2 separate regions of the Homo sapiens genome follow, and region 1 is linked to region 2. Evidence: chromatin loops called from intact Hi-C (ENCODE). Cell type or tissue: heart right ventricle. All regions are shown on one strand. Links, peaks and the distances in the headings refer to the core of each region. The heading gives the core; the rest is flanking DNA.

Evidence for each region. A loop is a pair of places that touch in the nucleus more often than their neighbours do. Peaks named below come from ENCODE experiments on the same cell type or tissue, not always from the same donor. Only the 100,000 strongest peaks of a DNase experiment are listed, where the experiment ranks them.
Region 1: a loop joins it to region 2, with 1.9 times the contacts of the local background. A loop is called at or near these places in 18 of 110 quality-filtered maps.

Annotation. Positions count from the first base shown.
Region 1 is chr2:97,980,512-97,991,470 of GRCh38, forward strand. All of the region lies in intron 1 of TMEM131 (transmembrane protein 131), which reads right to left. Among named protein-coding and RNA genes, the nearest start is that of TMEM131, 10 kb to the right of the region's middle. In heart right ventricle, for the core only: no CTCF peak of the experiment used is centred there; no DNase peak of the experiment used is centred there; H3K27ac peaks cover 866 bases.
Region 2 is chr2:97,865,250-97,876,208 of GRCh38, forward strand. The region is part of intron 4 of TMEM131 (transmembrane protein 131); the gene reads right to left. Among named protein-coding and RNA genes, the nearest start is that of TMEM131, 130 kb to the right of the region's middle. In heart right ventricle, for the core only: no CTCF peak of the experiment used is centred there; a DNase peak (open chromatin) is centred at 4,362; H3K27ac peaks cover 3,573 bases.

The DNA.
Region 1 (10,959 bases), core at 1,341-9,340, 120 kb after region 2:
GTTAGCAGTTTCTTAAACATACAGCTACCATAGGATCCAGACATTCCACTCATATGTACTTACCTGAGAGAAAATAAAATACATGTGCATACAAAGACTTACACATGAATGTTCAAAGCGGCTTTATTTATAACAGCCCCAAACTGCAAACAACCCAAAATTTCAACAGATGAACAAATAAATCATGGTATATTCATACAACAGAATACTACTCAACATTAGAGACTAACTATCAAGACACACAAGTTGGAAGAATCTCAAGTGTCTTGTGCTGAGTAAAATAAACCAGTCTTAAAACCATACAATCTCAAATTATACACACTAATTTCATTTATATGACATTCTCAAAAAGAGAAAATTACAGTGACACATAACAGATCAGTGGTTGACAAGAGTCAGAAGTGGACTATATGGAGATAGCACAGGTTTTGGAGGGTAATGAAAATGTTCTGTATCCTGACTATGGTAGTGGTTATTCAAATCTATACATGTGCTGAAACTCACAGAACTACACACCAAAAAAAAAAAAAAAAAAAAAAAAAAAAAAAAAAAAAAAGTTTAAAAATCTGTTAAGGTAGCTATCCACACACATACACTCTTTATAACCTTGCTGCTTTCATTTATCAATATACTTTGGAAATCACTAAAAAGCATATTCTAGAGGTTTTCCTCATTCTTTTTTAAGGTGCATAATGATCCATTATGTGGATGTAACAATTTATTCAACTATATAGGGGCATTTAGGTCATTTCCAATAGTTTTCATTCACAAATCATCATGCTATGAATAACCTTATATATATGTATTTGTATTGTTAAAACAGCCAATTCCTAAAAATGAGATTGCTAGGTGAAAACCGTAACATATATGTAATTTTGTTAGACACTGTGCCAAACTTCTTTCCATTAAGGTTGTATCTTTTTTGCATTCCAACTAACAAGGTGTGAGAACACGTGCTTTCCTGCAGTCTCATCGAAAGTGTTGTGAAGCTTTTAGAACTTTGCCACCCAAATAAGTGAGAAATGGTATCTCATTTAGGTTTTTTCCCCCTTAGATGAAAAGCCTATCAATTTTTAATAAAACTTGTTTAATAACAGCTCCCATTTTAAGTATATAATGCATAGTTTTCAGTGTATTCAGAGTTGTTCAACCACCATCCCAAAGAAAAACCCTTGTACCCATCATCAGTCACTCCCTACACTGCTCTCCATAGTTCTAGACAACCATGTTATCTATTTTGTCTCTGTGGATTTGCCTATTCTGGACATTTCATATAAATGGCTTCTATGGTCTTATATGGTCTTTTGTGAGTGGCTTTGTTCACTTATCACAATGTTTTCAAGGTTCACCTGTGTTGTAACAAGCATTCATAATAATACTTCACTCATTTCTATGGCTGAATAATATTCCATTTGATCTATTCTTCAAACATTTCAGTTGTTTCCACTTTTTGGCTACTATAAATAATGCTGCTATGAATGTTCCTGCACAAGTTTTTATGTGCAAGTTTTTGTGTTTTCGTTTCTTTGGAGTATATACTAAGGAGCATAACTGTGGGTCATACAGTAACTCCGTATTTTCAGGACCTACCAAACTGTTTTCCAAAGCAGCTGCACCATCTTATGTTACCCATAAAGCAACAAGACATTCCAATGTCTCCGCACCCTTGCCAACATTTATTATCCATCTGTTTGATCGTAGCCATATTGGTGGGTGTGAAATGGAATCTCATTTTGGTTTTCATTTGTATTTCTCTGATAGCTAATGATGTAGAGCATCTTTTCATACGTTTATTATATATCTTTATTAGGAGAAATGCCTATTCAGATCCCCTGCCCATTTTTTAATTGCACTGTCTGTTGTAACTGAGGTTATGAGTTCTTTATACATTCTAGATACATATCCCTTTATCAGATACATGATTTGCGAAAATTTTTCTTCCATTCTGTGGGTTTTCTGCTTTCTTTATAGGGCTTTTTAAAGCACAAAACTTTCAAATTTTGATGTCTACTTTATCTATTTTCTCCCCTTTTGTTGTTTGTGCTTTTGGTGTCACATCTATCAAGAAAGCTCATTAGAAACTCAATGTCTGTGGTAGGCTGAATAATGACTCCCCAAAATGTCCATGTCCTAATCCCAGGAAGCTGTGAATGTTACCTTACATGGCAAAAGGAATTTTGTAGATGTGATTAAATTAAGGATTTTGAGATGGGGAGATTATCCCAGATTAGTCAGATGGGCCAAATATATTAATAATCACACTCAGAGGAACAGAATGTGATATGCAAGATGTTTGGATTAGGAAAAGGGTGATGTCAGAGGCCATGAACCAAGGAATTCAGGAAGCCTCTAGAAGCTAAAAAAGACAGAAAAAGATTCTCCCCTGAAGCCTACAGAAAGAGCACAGCCCCAACACCCTTGTTGGAGGCCACACAAATGTTTCTTGTAATTAGGTACAACTGAAGCCTGTTAGTAATAATATGAACCTGTGATCAATTAAGCAGCCAACCAATCGTTACCTCCTCCTCCATGCTCTTGTTACCCAATAAATACAAAAGGGCTGTAGAAGCTCAGGGGTTGCCTTTGCTCACTAGAAGCAGGGAGCCCTTTCATTCTTTTCTTCTCTCTTCTTCTTCCCCATGCTAGCCTTTCCTTAAAAATTACTTTTGTTTTTTGTTATCATTTCTACGTTTGTGCCTTCGTTCAGTCTCATAATGACGGTCTCAGACAGTAACAGTAGAAACTGCTGTAGTGACAGTCTCAAGTAGTAGCAGTGACAGTCAGCTACAAGTGGTGCCTGAATTCCAAAGGGAGGAGGGTATAATGAGACATGTCCGACCCCCTCTTCCCATCATGGCCTGAACTAGTTTTTCAGGTCTCTTCGGGTCTCTTCAGTTCTCTTCAGGTCCCTTTTTGTCCCTGATAGTCCCTTCAAGTTCCTGTCTAGGCGCCACTAAGGGCTGCATAATCTGCAATTGTCTTGCTCAATTAATTTAAAAACAAAAAGGAGATGGAGGCTGCACAAATGTTTCTCATGATTAGGCATAACTGAAGCCTGTCAGTAACAACATGAACCTGTGATCAATTAAGCAGCTGACCAATGGTTACCTCCTCCTCCTTGCTCTTTACCCAATAAATACGAAAGGACTGTAGAAGCTCAAGGGGGCTGCCTTTGATCACTAGAAGCAGGGAGCTCTCCTCTTCTCCCCATGTTGCCTTTCCTTAAAACAGTTTCTTTTGTCTTTTTTCATTTCTATGTTCGTCCCTTCGTTCAGTCTTGTAATGATGGTCTCCAGTAGTAACTGCAGTAATGACAGTCTCAAGCAATAACAGGAGTTAACTGCTGTAATGATTGTCTCAAACCATAACTGTGGCAGTCAGCCACACACCCTGACTTTAGACTTCTGCCCTTTGGAATGATAAGAGAATAGACTTGTGTTTTAACCCACTCAACTTGTGATAATTAGCTACAGGCACAATAGGAAACTAACACAGAGTCCCAAGGTTTTTACTTGGGGCTAGCCACACGGTACCCCTCTGCCTAACACATACCAAAGTTCCAGACTCCCAGAAGAAAAGTAGGTTAACATAAACCATATATACTTAGGTCTATTACTAGAATTTCTATTCTATTCCATTAATTTGTCTATTTATATACCAGTACTTATTCTAATTATACCAATTACATAATAGTTTAAGAGCAAGTTTTAATAACTGCTTGTGCTAGTCATTCCTCATAACTTTTCCAGAATTTTCCCAGTATTTCTACATTTTCATTTTTTCATAGAAAATTTAACAGCAACTTTCCTAATTCCATAAGAAGTTTTCTTGGTATTTTTTTTTTAAATATCAAATTAATTGACAGCAAACTGATGTCTCAGTCCATTTGAGTTGCTTTAAAGGAGTACTGGAGGCTGGGTAATTTATAAAGAAAAGAGGTTTACTTGACTCATGGTTCTGCAGGCTGTACAGGAAGTGTGGTACCAACATCTGCTTCTGCTGAGGGCCTCAGGCTGCTTCCACTCCTAGAAGGCAAAGGAGTGTGCAGATCACATGGCGGCAAGGGGGGTGGTGACAGGCTCATTTTAATACCAGGTCTCAGGTGAACTCTCTTGGAAATTAAATGTGAGAACTTAGTTCCCCATCCCCCTGGGGAGGGCATTAATCTATTCATGAGGGATTATTAATATATATTATATATAATGATATATTACTATAATAATTACTATATATTGATACATCAATACTCATGAGGGATCATATCGATATAATAGCTTTTTAAAAAGAGTTTTAGTTAAAAACAAAACCACAATATAAAAATATGCACATTAACTAAATGGAGCAAATGTGGAAGTGTGTGAGTATAGCCTGGCAGCTGCAGGCAGCCCAAGTCCAATGGGTATCCCTGGACGAGTTTACTAGAGGGAAAACAGACATGGGTATAAATTCACCAAGAGAGTTCAGTGCAGCTAAGAGGACTGCTCCTACAGCTTAAGGTAAAAAGGTCATAAAATAACTCCATGGGATAAAATGTAGTAGCTGTCCCTAATAACTCTTAAAACTAAAACTCTTTAAAAATATAAGAAATTTCCTATTATTAAGAACATCTAACTTCAACCAACTACCCCAATCATACTACACAATGAAACACTTAAGGTATTTTTCTCTTAAAAAAACAGAAAAACATAAGGATGCCTGCTTTTTCATCACTCTTATTTAACAATGTTCTGAAGCTCTAGCCAAAGCAATAATGCATAAAAACATACATATTAATATTAGATTGAATAAGTTGTTAATTATGTTGGACTGACAAAAATTATAATTTCATACAGTTTTACTTAATACATATATATATATACACACACACACACAGACTTAGGAGAAAGACAAACAAAATGGAAAACCCTATAAAGATGTCAAATTCCAAATTTATCTAACGTTTTAATGTAATTGTAACCAAAAAGCAAATAGCAACTTTAAATTTTCTTTACAAAATGATTTGAGGATTCATAGGGAATAAAAACAAGATAGATAAGAAACTGCTTTTTGAAGAATAATCATTTAGGGAGAGGGGATGACCTGCCAAGCCAGCTAATGAAATGTATAAATAAGCTATATTACCTAAAATAAAGTTAAAACAGAAATGTACAAATGCATAGACATATACATGAGAAAAAAAAATACCCTGGGAAAAAAAAAATCAAGAAATAGATCCCAGTACATAACAGAATTTGAATGAAAGGAAATACTGTATATAATTCAATAAGTGGTGTTAAGGCAACTGACTAATGATTTGAGGACAAACAGATTCTCTACCTGATGCCAACGGACTGAAGAAATAGAGATTTGCATTTAAAGATGGAAGCACGGACATAAAATATTGGTGAATATATAATCTTTAGGGGTGTTAAGGTATCAGAAAGGCAGAAACCATTTAAAAAAAAAAAAGAGAGTTGCCTGACAGGTATAAAAATAATAGAAAATAAAAAATTCAAATGCAAATAGAAACTCAGAAAAATATTAAATCCTTAAAGTCAAAAGACTAAGTCAAAAAGAAAAATTCAAACATCAATGGGAAAACTGACAAAAGACTGATCAAACACAAATACAAATGGTCGCAAATGTATAAAAGTATTCAGTCTTAGTAGTAATTGTTTTAAAATAAATTAAAACAACGTGACAACTTTATTGGTAGACTGGTAAGAAAAGAGTAACAGCCAGTGTGGGGAAGTAAGCACATGCATACAGTATGGTTGAGATGTGAATTGATTGCCTTTGAAGAAAACTATTGGCAGTATCTATTTTTTTAAATGGGGAATAGGGGCAGGAAAAGAGTGAGGAGAGGGAAGAGAGATGAGGAAGGAACAGAGACCAAAACATGGATGACTCATGTTAGTTCTTGACTGGTTACAGTTTTTCACCATTTATTAATCTGCATTTTATAATCTGTTTTATTCTTACAATCAATTTAAACAAGAATTTCTAGGATTCCAATAAAACTGGACCTAATTCCTTGCCTGTTTTTTCCTTCCTACATCTCTCTTCAAAACAATTCTCAGTAACCTATTTTCATGCCCAGCCATAACTCAACAGAAGCCACCCAGAATAATGAGGTGGACCCCTAAATACCTAAGAACTCCCCTATATCTGAAACATAACCACTGCTGCACCCATTCTGAAAGAGACATTACCTCTTGGTAGTGCTGACCACTACTTCATTTCCCATTTGCTAATCAAGAAGCAATACTTCAGATGAGCCCATGTCACCAATCCATAGAAGCATTTCTAAAGGTGGTCCAATTTCGCCCAAAGGTTTGAAAGCACACTACCCTCTCTTGTACACTGCTCTACCTAATAACTTTTGGAATGACAAACATAAACTATCTCAAAGATCTTTATAAATACAGTTAGGTTTCACAGAGCACCTTTGTACCATGAATAATTGCCTAGAAAATCTTCTGCTCCCAGTTTAATCATGCTCTAAAAAGAAAATCCATGTAGGGCCCTTGCCATACCATGAATACAAACCACTAATTAACCTGAATCCATAAAGTTGGCTATGCTATTTCTCAAACTTCACTGCCAAGACAGTTTTTAACTAGCACATCCTTTGATCCAAATGTAATACTAGAACTATACAGAAAAAATCAGCTTTCAAGAACCAAACTGCCATATCACTTTGCAATCATTATAACTGATTTAAAAAATAGTCACAAATTGGCCAGGCACAGTGGCTCATGCCTGTAATCCCAGCACTTTGGGAGGCCAAGTCAGGTGGATCATGAGGTCAAGAGATCGAGACCATCCTGGCCGTGAAACCTCATCTACTAAAAATACAAAAATTAGCTGAGCGTGGTGGCACACACCTGTAGTCCCAGCTACTCAGGAGGCTGAGGCAGGAGAATCGCTTGAACCCGGGAGACAGAGGCTGCAGTAAGCTGAGATCGCACCACTGTACTCCAGCCTGGCAACAGAGTGAGTCTCTGTCTCAAAAAAACAAAAAAACAAAAACAAAAAAAAGTCACAAACTGTTAGAACTAACGAGGGCTTAAATGTCTTTCATTTTATAGGCAGGTAATTAACGAAATACCTTAAGTACGCAGCATTTTTTCTTGTTTCAAATATGGAGTGTTTACTAAAAACTATGTATTTACAACTATTAATGATACACTGATTAAAATCATTAGTTCAAAAATGCATGTTTTATTTACAATGACATCAAAAAGAATAAAATACTTAGGAATAAACCTAACCAAGGAAGTGAAAGATTTGTACACTGAAAACTACAAAACACTGCTGAAAAAATTAGACACAAATAAATGGAAAGACATCCCAAGTTTATGGGTTAAAATACTGTTAAGATATCAATACTACCCAATGTGATCTATAGGTTCAACACAATCACTATCAAAATCCCAAAATCCCAAGGCAAGTAGAAAAGTGCATCCTAAAATTCATACAGAATCTCAAGGGACCCCAAATAGCCAAAATAATCTTGAAAAGGAAGAAGACAGTTAGAGGTCTCACATTTCCTTATTTCAAAACATATTACAAAGCTATAGTATTCAAAATAGTCTGGTACTGGCATAAAGACAGACACACAGAGCAGTTAAACAGAATAAAGTGTCCAGAAATAAACCCTTGCATATATAGCCAATTAATTTTCATACAAGGACACAAAGACTACTCAGTGAAGAAAGGACAGCCTCTTCAACAAATGGAACTGGAGAAACTGGATATCCACATGCAAAAGAATAGAGTTATACCCTTTATCTTACACCATAAATAAAAGTTAACTCAAAATGGGTTAAAGACCGAAACATAAGACCCAAAACTATAAAATGCCTAGGAGAAAGCATAGGGAAAAAGTTCATGACATTGGATTTGGCAATGATATCTTGGATATGACACCAAAAGCAAAAGTAACTATATCAAACAAAAACTTTTGTTCAAAGAATATGATCAACAGAGTGAAAAGGCAACCTGCCAAATGGGAGAACATAGTTGCAAATCATCTGATAAGGGGTAATATCCAGAATATATAAGGAACTCCTATAACTCAACAACAACAACAAAACCTGAATATAACGTGGGCAAAGGACGTGAATAGACATTTCTCCAAAGGAGATATACAAATGCCCAAGAAGGATATGAAAAGACGCTCAATATCATTAATCATTAGAAAAATGCAAATCAATACCACAATGAGATAGCACCTCACACCACTATCAAAACAAAACAAAACAAAAACAACTGTTGGCAAGGGCATGGAGAAATTGGAATCCTTGTGCATTATTCACGGGATTCTGAGATTATGCAACCACTATGGAAATGTGGTGGTTGCTTAAGGAATTAAATATAGAACTATCACATGATCCAGAAATCTCTCTTCTGGGTAGATATGCAAAATAGTTGAAACCAGGGTCTTGAAGAGATATTTGCATACTCAACTTCACAGCATTAGTCACAAGAGCCAAGAGGTAGGAGCAAGCCTAGTGTCCACGGATGGATGAATGGATAAACAAAATGTGGTATATCCATACAATGGAATATAATTCAACCTTAAAAAGGAAGGAACTATAAATGTTGTCTTTTTTATATTTTTATGAAAAAGCAGAAAATTACTTTTGAAGAAAACAGGCTATTTAAATATTGAAATATATGTATGTTGTGAGTTTAAGGAGCCTGTAATTGTCAGTTTTACAAAATCATCCGTGTTCAATGGTTGTAAATAAATTCTCAAAACATCATTTCAAAAAACAAAACAAAAAAAAAAAAAAGGAAGGAACTGTCACATCCTACAACATGGATTAACCTTACAGATATTATGCTAAGTAAAATAAGCAGGTCACAAATCCTGCATTATTCTACTTATATGAAGTATCTAAAGTAGTCAAATTCATAAACACAGAAAGTAGAATGGTGGTTACCAGGAGCCTGGGGGTGGGGATTAAGGGTAGGGAGAGAAATAGGAAGTTGTTTAATGGGTATAGACTTCCAGCTTTACATGAAGAAGTTCTGAAGATCTGCTACACAACAACGTGAATACACTTAACACCACTGAACTGTACATATAAAAATGGTTAAGTATTTTGTTATGTGTTTTTTTCACCAAGTTTCTAGAAAATAAATAAATGAAAATAAATAAAAACGTAGGTTTCATACTCTATCATGACTGACCATCTAAAAGATCCTCTTAAACATCAAACCTCTGCCCTAAAACGGCAGAGTTGTATGCAACAAAATCAATCAGGCAAATGGCAAAGGCTTTCTAGAAACCCTCCATCTGTGGTTTTAAAAGTAATCACATGGGAATTAAAAAACAACAACAACAAAACAGATTTGGAACTACAGATGAGAACTAATGACCACCTAATTCCAAAATGCCCTAATAAGAACAAAGCACCTTTGAACTTCTTCTGGAGCCCTTGGACCTCTAATGGAAGTCTGCGAGAGATTTCTGCCTGCCGAGGCAAATGCCACTACCAGCCCTTGCATTATCTCCAGCTCCTGTTAGTCCAGGGCCAGCTTCTGAGAATATTCCACAAGTCTAGACTAACTCATCACACCAATCTGGAGCTAAGCAGTATCTACAGAAGGCAATATTGCTTAACCTTAGCAATACAACCAGGTATCTAAGTCATCAAGAACAAAGAGACAGTAGCTTCGAATACCAAATATTCATTTCCCTGTATTATCCACTCACTGGTTTCCTTTTAAGAACCTTCATGATCCAGAATGGCCTGTGATTACTTAAACTGTTAACAAGTCAACAGAAAGTGATATGAAAGCTTGTGGCTGATTGAAAAAAAAAAAAAGTACATTTTACTTGAATACTAATACATGGGTTTTGCATGAACTGTCAAGTCTGTTCTTTTTGCAGTTGGTACAATATAACAAAATCTAATTCCTGAAGTGCTCATTTGGGGTTACATAGTTTGGCTCAAGGGACAGATGTCTTAGGGCGGAATCCTGGCTCCACTATTTACCAGCCCTATCACGCTGGGTATATTACTTAACCTCTCTAAGCCTCAGTTTCATGATCTCTAGATTAGGGTTTTATGAGAATCTGAAAATCTTAAAATCAAAAAGTTATAAAAGTGATGGTTTAGATAAGTGTATACAACTCCTTTTAGTTACAAGGAAAAGCAACATGTGGGGAAGAAAAAACTGGTGTTACTCAATGTCCTACTATAGCAGACTTCCTCATGACATCTGCACCAGAACTGAATTTTACCTGTACTTCTGACTCTCAGGTTCTCAGGTATAAAAAGTCCTATGCACTTTTTTCATATGCTTTGTAAATAGTTTTGTACTGTGTTTTGCACCTACGTCACAAATACAGCTTAAAACAAAAATTTGTGCATGAAACTATAGTACACTGGCAAAAAATTTTAAAAGTCCTAATAAAGGCTGTCAAACGTTACTCTGCCATTTAATTGCCAATTGATAGAACATGTGACTATGAAATTTAAATTGTCATAGGTTGAAACACTCTTGAAAATTTATTCGAATTTATATTTACTAGATACATAAACTATAGCTTCTCATTTATAATAAATTAAATGCCTTCCAAAAACCCACTTCACAATGAAATTATATTACAATGAAAGTTTAGGCAAACTTTCAATCAAAACTGAATGCCTGCTATTTATGTACTACAGATGTTGACAAAGGTTCTGCCCTACAGAAATTCCAGCCTAGGTGAAGAATGACACCCCTGAAATCATTTAAGTAGCTAACAAGGCAGTACACAATTAGGTGTCAAAATGAATGATGAATGATTAACAAAGACCACAAATTCAGAGGGAGCATGCAGGACTGAACAGAAATGGCGAAAGGCGGTAGGAGAGAGGCTGCTGCAGTGCCCCATGGTGAAGGCAGTGGGAGAGTGATCAAAAGAGGATGTAACAGGCACTGATGCCACTTGGTGAAGGGTCAAAACTGAATCCAGTGGGG
Region 2 (10,959 bases), core at 868-8,867:
GGATAACACACACAATGTTGTGATAGATTGTAATGTGGTCTATTGCCATGGTCAAACTTGGAACAGAATGTTGAAGAGAAGTGACAGGAATAGATCTCCTTGTGTTGTTCTTGATGTAGGGGGAATTTTTTCATTCTTTCACCATTAAGTACGATGTCAGCCTTCAGGTTATCATAGATGCTCTTTATTAGGTTGAAGAAAATCCCGTCTATCCTAGTTTGTTAGGCATTATTATCATGAAAGGATGTTATTATCTCAAATGTTTTTTCTGTGTTTATTGACTTGATTATTGGTTTTCCCTGTATTGATTTTTTCAATGTTAAACCAACCCTGCATTCTTGAGATAAATGTCACTTGGTCATGGTGTACACTAGATTCTTTTTATAATCTATTAGCATTTTGTGGAGGATTTTTGCGTCTATATTCAGCAGAAGTATTTGTCTATATTTTCTTGTAGTGTCTTTGTCTGGTTTTGGTATTAGGGTAATACAGATCTAACAGACTAAGCTGGGAATTGTTTCCCTTTCTATTGTTTGGAAGAGTTTGGGAATAATTGGTATTAATTCTTCTTTGATTGTTTCATAGAATCCTTAAGTAAAGCTATGTGGAGCAGGGCTTGCTTTCTGGCAAGTTTTTGTTTTGTTTTGTTTTGAGATGGAGTCTCGCTCTGTCACCCAGGCTGGAATGAAGTGGCACGATCTCGGCTCACTGCAAGCTCCGCCTCCTGGGTTCACGCCATTCTCCTGCCTCAGCCTCCCGAGTAGCTGGGACTACAGGTGCCCACTAACACGCCTGGCTAATTTTTGTTGTATCTTTAGTAGACGTGGGGTTTCACCGTTAGCCAGGATGGTCTCGATCTCCTGACCTCGTGATCCGCCTGCCTCGCCTCCCAAAGTGCAGGGATTACAGGCGTGAGCCGCCGTGCCCAGCCACTTTCTGGCAAGTTTTTAAATGACTAATGCAAACATTTCACTTGTTATAAGTCTATTCAGATTTTCTATTTCTCCGTGAGTCAGTTTGTGTATTTTGGGTCTTTCCGGAAATCTGTCCATTTCAACTAAGTTAATGAATTAGCATACAGTTGTTCATAAAATTGCCCTGTAATCTTCTTTCTATAAAGTTGACAGTAATGTCACCTCCTACATTCCTGATTTTAGTAATTTGAGTCTTTTCTGTTTATTCCCTGGTCAGTATAGCTAAAGGTTTGACAATTCGATCTTTTCAAAGAACCAACTTTTGGTTTTGTTGATTTTGTTATGTTTTTCTATTCTGTATTTTATTTATTTCCTCTAGTTTTTATTATTTCTGTTTGCTTTAGTTGGCTCTTTTGCTAGTTTTTTTAGGGAGAAGGTTAAGTTTCTGATTTGAGATATTTTGGTGTGTATATGTTTCCTTCCCAGCAATGTTTTTGCTGCATCCCGTAAGTTTTGATATGTTTTGTTTTTGTTCATCTCGAAGTATTTTCTAATTTCCCTTTTGATTTATTCGATTCACTGATTATTAAGGAGTATGTTTATTATCCCAAGACTTTTTTGATTTCCAATTTATTTCAGTAGAAAATTAAGACAGAGAACATACTTTGTACAGGACGAGTATCCCTCTTACCTGAAATGCTTGGAACCATGAGTGTTTTGAATTTCAGATTTTTTCAGATTTTGAAATATCTGCATTACACTTATCAGTTAAGCAACCCTAATCTGAGAATCTGCAATTCTTCAATAAGCATTTCCTTTGAGCATCATGTTGGCACACAAAAAAATTCAGATTTTGGAGCATTTTGGATTTTCAGATTAGGAATGTTCAGCCTGTATTGTTTAAATCCATTTAAAATTACTAGTGTTTGTATTATGGATTAGCATATGGTCTATCTTGGAGAACATTCTACATATGCCTGAGCTGAATAAGTATTCTGTTGTTGAGCATGGTGTTCTACAGATGTCTACAAGTCAAGTTGGTTTATACTTTTTCCAAGTCTTCTATATCTTTATCTTCTGCCTAGATGGTATAGCCATTATTGAAAATGGGGATACTGAAGACTGTCATTATTACTGTCGCATTGTGTATTTCTCCCTTCAGTTCTGGCAGTTTTGCTTCATATATTTTGGGTGAGTCTCTGTTATTAGTTATATATATATATGTTTATAATTGTTATATCTCCCTGGATTGACCCTTTTGTAATCATAAAATGTCCATCTTTATTTGTAGTAACTTTTTGGTTTTAAAGTCTGTGTTGTCTGATATGCTTTTCCCCTAGTGATGCCCTGCTGTACAAGTAGTGGTCACTGGGGAAGGGGTGGTAGACCCTGGTCTTCTCAGCTTGCTCTTCCTAGTGTGGAACTTATCCTACTAGTGAGGTGAGCAAGATTGGGTTCCCCAGGTTTCAGGCCTGCTGCATCTGGGATACAGCATCTGTCCTAGAGTGGGGTGGGTGAAGAGAGACCCAGTCCTTTCTGAAATGTGCCTGAAATAGAACTTCTGCAACATAAAGTTGGAGATGATGAGAAATGCTAGCAGCCCTCCCTTCTCAGGGTGAAACTGCAGTCCCAGAGTATAAACTGGGGTTAGAGGGAGCTTCTATAACAAGGAGCTGGGGCTTGAGGGGTATGTGGTGGGGAGCATAATAGAATAGGTTGTAGCCCAAATGCCAGAGACTGCCACTGTTCTTATGAAGATTTACAACATTTTTTTGAATGAATAATTTCCTGCAACTTTAATAACTTTTTAAAAAATAATTCTCATTAGTTAAAGTACTGTCTGTTGAGGTGGTCCATTGAGCTCCTTACTCCATTCTTAAAATCCCATGCCCTAAGGGTATATTTGCTTCAAGTATTCGGAAGCTCCATTGTTAGATGCATGCATATTTCGAGTTGTTATTTTTGTGTATCTAAATTAACCCCTCTATATTTATGTAATATCCCCCTTTATTCCCAGTAATAGTGCTTGTTCTGAAGTTTACTTTGTCCAAATTAACACAGCCCTTTCACGGTTCTTTTGGTTAGTGTTTACATGGTAATATCTTTTCCATCCTTTTATTTTTAACTTGTCTATGTCTATCTATCTATCTATCTATATATAAAATATTGTCTATGTCTTTATATATATACACACACACACATATATGTAGGTTTTCTGCTAGTTGTGTCTCGCTTTTTTATTCAATGTGACAATCTTGGTCTCTTAATTGATGTGTTTAGATTATGTATATTTAATGCAATTATTGATAGAGTTAAAGTCTATCATCATGCTAGTTACTTTATTTTTTTTACTAACTAGGAAAGCCGTGCCCACAGACTGCACTGGAGAGGTAGGATCCCACAGGAGAGTTTCTCTGCTTTACCCAGGGAAGCAAAATCCTGGCCAAAAATCATTCTGTGGCTGACGTTCTGTAGATTGCACATTATGAGGTCCACAATCATTCTGTGGCCTAACAGTTCAGAACAACAACAACAACAAAAAGTGGGAACAGGGTTTGGGTCCTGAGGCAGTGATAGATAGGTATCCAGAAAAGGTCTGTAAGAACATATTTGGAGTTAGACAGTAGAACTCCTCAAACCAAGAAGCACTCAAATTGTTGAATTCCTCTTGCCTCCGTGGAGACTCAGATCCTTTAAATGACAGGCTCATCAATCCCAGGTGGGGTTACGACACCATGAAACAATTAGGGAAATGGGTACAAACCACAAGGGGCCTCAAACTACAGCCACGATACTGCAGGAAGCTCAATCGATACAATATAGAAGATAAAAGTCTTCTTCCTCAAGCTTCATATAGACATTTACGTAGAAAACAACAGCGCACAGAAATAAAAACATCCTCCTTGCATCCTGAAAGTTCACCAACTGTATGCTTTCTTAAGAAAAAAAATGCTTTTACAATTCAAATAGACTTCAGGCTAACTGGCAACCATTCATGCACATCCCTGTGAATTCCTTCTCAATGTTTTTCCTTGTGTAACTTTAGTACAATCAATCTCAGCTAAGATAAAGAAGACAGGATACATAATGGACAGGTAATTTGGGGTATCCTTCAAGAAGACAGGATTGGAGGTGGCCTCCTGCAGGAGAGGGCTGTGGGGAAAAGAGACAAGTGTGGAAGTGCTAGGAGCCTGGAAGCAGGAGTGGATCAGAATGCTTGATCTGCAATGCTTCTGAGGCTGGCCCTGCCCTTTCTTCCAGGGATCAAAGAGGAAAGGCATGGGCCACATCCCATAGAAATGAATGAACCCTTGCTCAGAGGAGATGAGTCATCTACTTATGTTGTTCAAAGTAGCTTGGAGTAACAAGAACAGAGGGAAGCTGTCAGGAAGGACATCAGCAGGCTATTTTAGTCGTTGCGTGCTCAAACAGGGCAGGCTGCCTCTAGCTCTGGGCAGTCCACACCACAGGAAGCAAAGGGAGCGGGCACTCCTTGGACAGACTTGCTCACAGACCTCATAGGTCTGTGAACAGCTTGCCTTCCTCCTCACCATCCTCCGTTCCTTTGGTGACATGAGCAGAATCTAGACCATGGAAAGTACATGACCATTTGTAAACTCACAATGTGTTGCTTTTCTATACTATGTAACAAATTACCACAAACTTTGAGGCTTAAAGCAATGCCCGTTCATTATCTTACAATTCTGTAAGAATGCCTGGTTTATCTGCTCGAGGTCTCACAAGGAAATGCAGGTGTCAGCAAGATGTGTCCTCATCTGAAGCTCAAAGTTCTTTTAAGTTCATTCTGGTTGTTGATAAAATTCGGGTTGCTTTCAGTCTTTTGCCATATGACCCTACCATTTTCAAAAGCAGCACGAAGAAACTCTCTTGCATCCAATATCTCCCTTACCTCAAATACCTGACATTTCTGTTTCTGATTGCTAAAGCCAGATTTTAAAGGTTCGTGGATTAGGTCAGGCTCACCCAAAAAAAATCTATCTCAAAGGTCAATTGATTTGGGGCCTTAGTTACAGTTTCAAAATCCTCTATAGCAACACCTAGATTGGTGTTTGATTGAATAATTGGGAGAATGTATGTACAGGTACATTAGAGGCCAGAAATTTTTAGAATTCTGGTCTATCTTAGAATTCTGCCTATCATAAGCAGGATATATGACTACTTGGCTGAACAGGTAAAATTTAAAAATAAAACAAAGATTTCCAAATGCCTGCCAGTGCTGGTCCTGTTTGTTTCCATTACTGGCTGTCCAAAGACAGAAGTAGGGCCAAAAGGGACAGTGTGAGGTATTTATAAACCAAGCTGAAGCAGGCATACAGCTGTTCTCTGTGCTGCTGCAGCAGAACTACGAACTGTCCATATTTTCGAATAGTCTGAGGCTCAAAAGAATTAGAAAGCAGCAGCTATGAATTAGAGACTAGCTTGGAAAGTAAACTGCAATTTTGTGGTCAAGGGCAAGTTTCCTACACCACAGAAAGATGACACTGCAGTGCCAGGAAACAGCTGAAGAAATGGCTTAGCAACTGCCCTGAGGCAGACCTTATGAATGACAGTGACACAGCACTCTGTTAAGCATAGTTTTGGGCAGGAAGTCGGGTCAAATCAATATGCAGTACTTTGTACCACTCAATTACCGCAAAATACTACTATCCTCCTTTCAAAAACATTTTAGATTGAAGGCTGAGCTGGGGAGTTGATGTAAAATCTTTTATGGAAAGATTGGGTAGGTAGGAATTGAAAAGCTAAGAGGCACCAAGTATCCCTTTAGGGGGCCTATTTGATTTTCTTGGAATACCAAAAAGTCATCAGAGAAAAATGCCTTTCATAAACTAAATTTATCTTGACAATAAAGACATCTATTTTTAGCAATAGTCTATTCAACGTCCATTTTTTTTATAGCCATGAAGTACCTACTTTAACCTTCAGATCTGAAATCAAGATTTTCTGAATGTAATAATTATATAAGCCAAAGATTTTAGTAAACCAAGTTTCTACCCAAAGCATCTTTTACAGCCTGCAATGAATGTCTGGAGTGAAACTGCCTTTGCAAAATTAGAACAGTAAGAGAAATCTGACATAGTTGACGCCATCTTGCTTCTGACCTCCAAGCTGTCCTTTGTCATTTCTGGGAACAGGCAAAGCTAACTTTGGGAGGAATTTAGTTTATAGTTTAACATTAAAGCAAGGATGATAATAACCTTTCCCAAAACGAAACTGCTTCTGAAAACTAATGAAAAGCCATGAGGTTAGGGTTATCAGAGGGGCCTGAGATAACCGGACATTGTCTGGGAGATCATAAGGTTTCTAAATTTCCCAATCACTCCTGTAGGAAGCATTACTACTACAGAACCTAAGGTTGGTCTTTTGAGAGATCCTTTCAGATGTTTGCATTTCTGACAACTGGCTGACTCAACCGGTCCTGTGGCCCCCACCCAAAGGCTGACTCAGAGCAGGAGGACCATATTCCACATCCCTATGATTCCATCCTCAACCAATCAACATTCCTCATTCCCTAGCCCCCTGCCCACAAAACTATCCTTGTAAAACCCTAATCTCCAAGCCTTCAGGGAGACTGATTTGAGTAATAACTCTATCTCCTGTGTGGCTGGCCTCATGTTAGTAAAACTCTTTATTGCAATACCATGGTCTCAGTGAACTGGTTTTGTCTGTATAGCAGGCAGGAAGAATCCATCAGGTAATTATAGGAGTTGCTATGGAAACAGAAAAACATTTAACAGCACTGGCATAAAAATGGGGTCGGGGGGGGAGTGGAGAATGGGAGGGGAGCCAGTGGTGTCTAGATTGCCCCATGGGATTGTTACAAGGAGAGAAGAGGAGAGAAAGGGGGAAAAGAAAAGAGGGGGAGGGAAAGGGAGGAAGGGCAGAGAGAATACAGGTAGGCTTAAAGAATAAATTTAAACAAAAAGTCTGAAAACAAAGAAAGCTAATTTGATCTGTTTATTGTGAAACAAATTCTACAGGAGAGTAGGAATGATCAGGGTAATGACAGGAGTCAGCACTGGGGTCAAGAAAGAAGCAAGGGAAATTCTAGATGCACCCTTCCTGAAGGGCCTGATACTTTTTAGAAGATGCCATGAGTTAGAAAGACTCTAACTCCATTTTTGATATTCAACTGTTGATAGTTTTCAAGCCCCAATGATGCCCCTTTACCTTTAGCCCCAAACCTGGGCAAGCCAATCAAAAAGCCCTTCTCTCTCGGAGCTAGTGAGAAGTTCCAATCATGCAAACCCACTCCAGCCTTGCTCCCCAACCGCAATAAAAACCAATTGCTGGCAAGATGGCCGAACAGGAACAGCTCCAGTCTGCGGCTCCCAGCGAGATGGATGCAGAAGGCGGGTGACTTCTACATTTCCAACTGGGACTGGTTAGACAGTGGGTACAGCCCACGGAGGGCGAGCCGAAGCAGGGTGGGGCATCACCTCATCTGTGAAGCACAAGGGGTCAGGGAATTTTCTCTTCTACCCAAAGGAAGCTGTCAGGGACTGAACCTGAGGAACTCTGGCACAGATACTGCGCTTGTCCCATGGTCTCTGCAAGCTGCAAACCAGGAGATTCCCTCCGGTGCCTACCCCACCAGGGCCCTGGGTTTCAAGCACAAAACTGGGCGGCCGTTTGGGCAGTCACCGAACTAACTTCATGAGTTCTTTTTTTTCCATACCCCATTGGCACCTGGAACACCAGCAAGACAGAACCATTCACTCCCCTGGAAAGGGGTGCTGAAGCCAGGGACCCAAGTGGCCTGGCTCAGTGGGTCCCACCCCCATGGAGCCCAGCAAACTAAGATTCACTGGCTTGAAGTTCTCGCTGCCAGCACAGAAGCAGTCTGAGGTCAACCTGTGACAATGGAGCTTGGTGGGGGGAGGGGCGTCCGCCATTGCTAAGGCTTGAGTAGGTGGTTTTACAATCACAGTGTAAACAAAGTCACAAGTCACGGGGAAGTTCGAACTGGGCAGAGCCCACTGCAGCTCAGCACGGCCGCTGTGGCCAGACTGCCAGATTTCTCTTCTCTGGGCAGGGCATCTCTGAAAAAAAGGCAGCAGCCCCAGTCAGGGACTTATAGATAAATCCCCAGCTCCCTGGGACAGAGCACCTGGGGAAAGGGGCAGCTGTGGCCGAAGCTTCAGCAGACTTAAACATCCCTGCCTGGCAGCTCTGAAGAGAGCAGTGGACCTCCCAGCACAGCGTTCGAGCTCTGCTGAAGGTCAGACTGCCTCCTCAAGTGGGTCCCTGACCGCCGTGTATCCTCACTGGGAGAAAACTCCCAGTAGGGGCCAACAGACACCTCATACAGGAGAGCTCTAGCTGGCATTTGGCAGGTGCCCCTCTGGGAAGAAGCTTCCAGAGGAATGATCAGGCAGCAATCTTTGCTGTTCTGCAGCCTCCGCTGCTGATACCAAGGCAAACAGCGTCGGGAGTGGACCTCCAGCAAACTCCAGCAGACCAGCAGCAGAGGAGCCTGTCAGAAGGAAAACTAACAGAAAGGAATAGCACGTCCACTCAAAGATGCCATCCAAAGGTCACCAACATCAAAGACCAAAGGTAGATAAATCCAAAGATGGGGATAAACCAGCACAAAAAGGCTGAAAATTCCAAAAATCAGAAGGTCTCTTCTCCTCCAAAGATCACAACTCCTCGCCAGCAAGGGAACAAAACTGGATGGAGAATGAGTTTGACGAACTGACAGAAGTAGGTTTCAGAAGGTGGGTAATAACAAACTCCTCCAAGCTAAAGAAGTATGTTCTAATCCAATGCAAGGAAGCCAAGAACTTTGAAAAAAAGGTTAGACAAATTGTTAACTAGAATAACCAGTGTAGAGAAGAACATAAATGACCCGATGGAGCTGAAAAATACAGCACGAGAACTTTGTGAAGCATACACAAGTTTCAACAGCCGAATTGGTCAAGTGGAAGAAAGGATATCAGTGATTGAAGATCAACTTAATGAAATAAAGAGCAAAGACAAGATTAGAGAAAAAGGAATAAAAAGGAATGAACAAAGCCTCCAAGAAATATGGGACTATGTGAAAAGACCAAATCTACGTTTGATTGGTGTACCTGAAAGTGACAAGGAGAATGGAACCAAGCTAGAAAACACTCTTCAGGATATTATCCAGGAGAACTTCTCCAATCTAGCAAGACAGGCCAACATTCAAATTCAGGAAATACAGAGAACAGCACAACAACACTCCTCGAGAAGAGCAACCCTAAGACACATAATCGTCAGATTCACCAAGGTTGAAATGAAGGAAAAAATGTTAAGCGCAGCCAGAGAGAAAGGTTGGGTTACCCACAAAGGGAAGCCCATCAGACTAACAGCGGATCTCTCTGCAGAAACTCTACTAGCCAGAAGAGAGTGAGGCCCAATATTCAACATCCTTAAAGAAAAGAATTTTCAACCCAGAATTTCATATCCAGCCAAACTAAGCTTCATAAGTGAAGGAGAAATAAAATCCTTTACAGACAAGCAAATGCTGAGATATTCTGTCACCACCAGGCCTGCCTTACAAGAGCTCCTGAAGGAAGCACTAAATATGGACAGGAACAACCAGTAGCATCCACTGTAAAAATATACTAAATTGTAAAGAACATCAACACTATGAAGAAACTGCAACTAACAGGCAAACAACCAGCTAGCATCATAATAACAGGATCAAATTTACACATAACAATATTAAACTTAAATGTAAATGGGCTAAATGCCCCAATTAAAGACACAGACTGGCAAACTGAAAAAAGAGTCAAGACCCATCAGTGTGCTGTACTCAGGAGACTCATCTCACATGCAAGGCACACAGGCTCAAAATAAATGGATGGAGGAATATTTACCAAGCAAATGGAAATGAAAAAAAGCAGGAGTTGCAATCCTAATCTCTGATAAAACAGACTTTAAACCAACAAAGATCAAAAGAGACAAAGAAGGGCATTATATAATGGTAAAGGGATCAATGCAACAAGAAGAGCTAACTATCCTAAATATATATGCACCCAATACAGAAGCACCCAGATTCATAAAGCAAGTTCTTAGAGACCTACAAAGAGACTTAAACTCCCACACAATCTAATAGTGGGAGATTTTAACACCCTATTGTCCGTATTAGACAGATCAACAAGACAGAAAATTAACAAGGATATTCAGGACCTGAACTCAGCTCTGGACCAAGCAAACCTAATAGACATCTACAGAACTCTCCACCCCTAATCAACAGAATATATATTCTTCTCAGCACCACATCACACTTATTCTAAAATTGACCACATAATTGGAAGGAAAACACTCCTCAACATATGCAAGATAACAGAAATCATAACAAACAGTTTCTCAGATCACAGTGCAATCAAATTCGAACTCAGGATTAAGAAACTCACTTAAAACTGCACAACTACATGGAAGTTGAACAACCTGCTCCTGAATGGCTACTGGGTAAATAATGAAATGAAGGCAGAAAAAAGATGTTCTTTGAAACCAATGAGAATGAAGACACAATGTACCAGAATCTCTGGGACACATTCAAAGCACTGTGTAGAGGGAAGTTTACACCACTAAATGCTCATCAGAGAAAGCAGGAAAGATCTAAAATCGAAAACATAACTTCAAAATTAGAAGAACTAGAGAAGCAACAGCAAAAAAATTCAAAATCTAGCAGAAGACAAGAAATAACTAAGATCAGGGCAGAACTGAAGGAGATAGAGACACAAAAAACCCTTCAAAAAAATCAATGAATCCAGGAGCTGTGTTTTTGAAAAGGTCAACAAAATAGATAGACCACTAGCCAGACTAATAGAGAAGAATCAAATAGATGCAATAAAAAATGATATAGGGGATATCACCACTTATCCAACAGAAATACAAGCTACCATCAGAGAATACTATAAACACCTCTATGCAAATAAACTACAAAATCTAGAAGAAATGGATAAATTCCTGGACACATACACCCTCTCAAGACTAAACCAGGAAAAAGTCGAATCCCTGAATAGACCAATAACAAGTTCTGAAATTGAGGCAG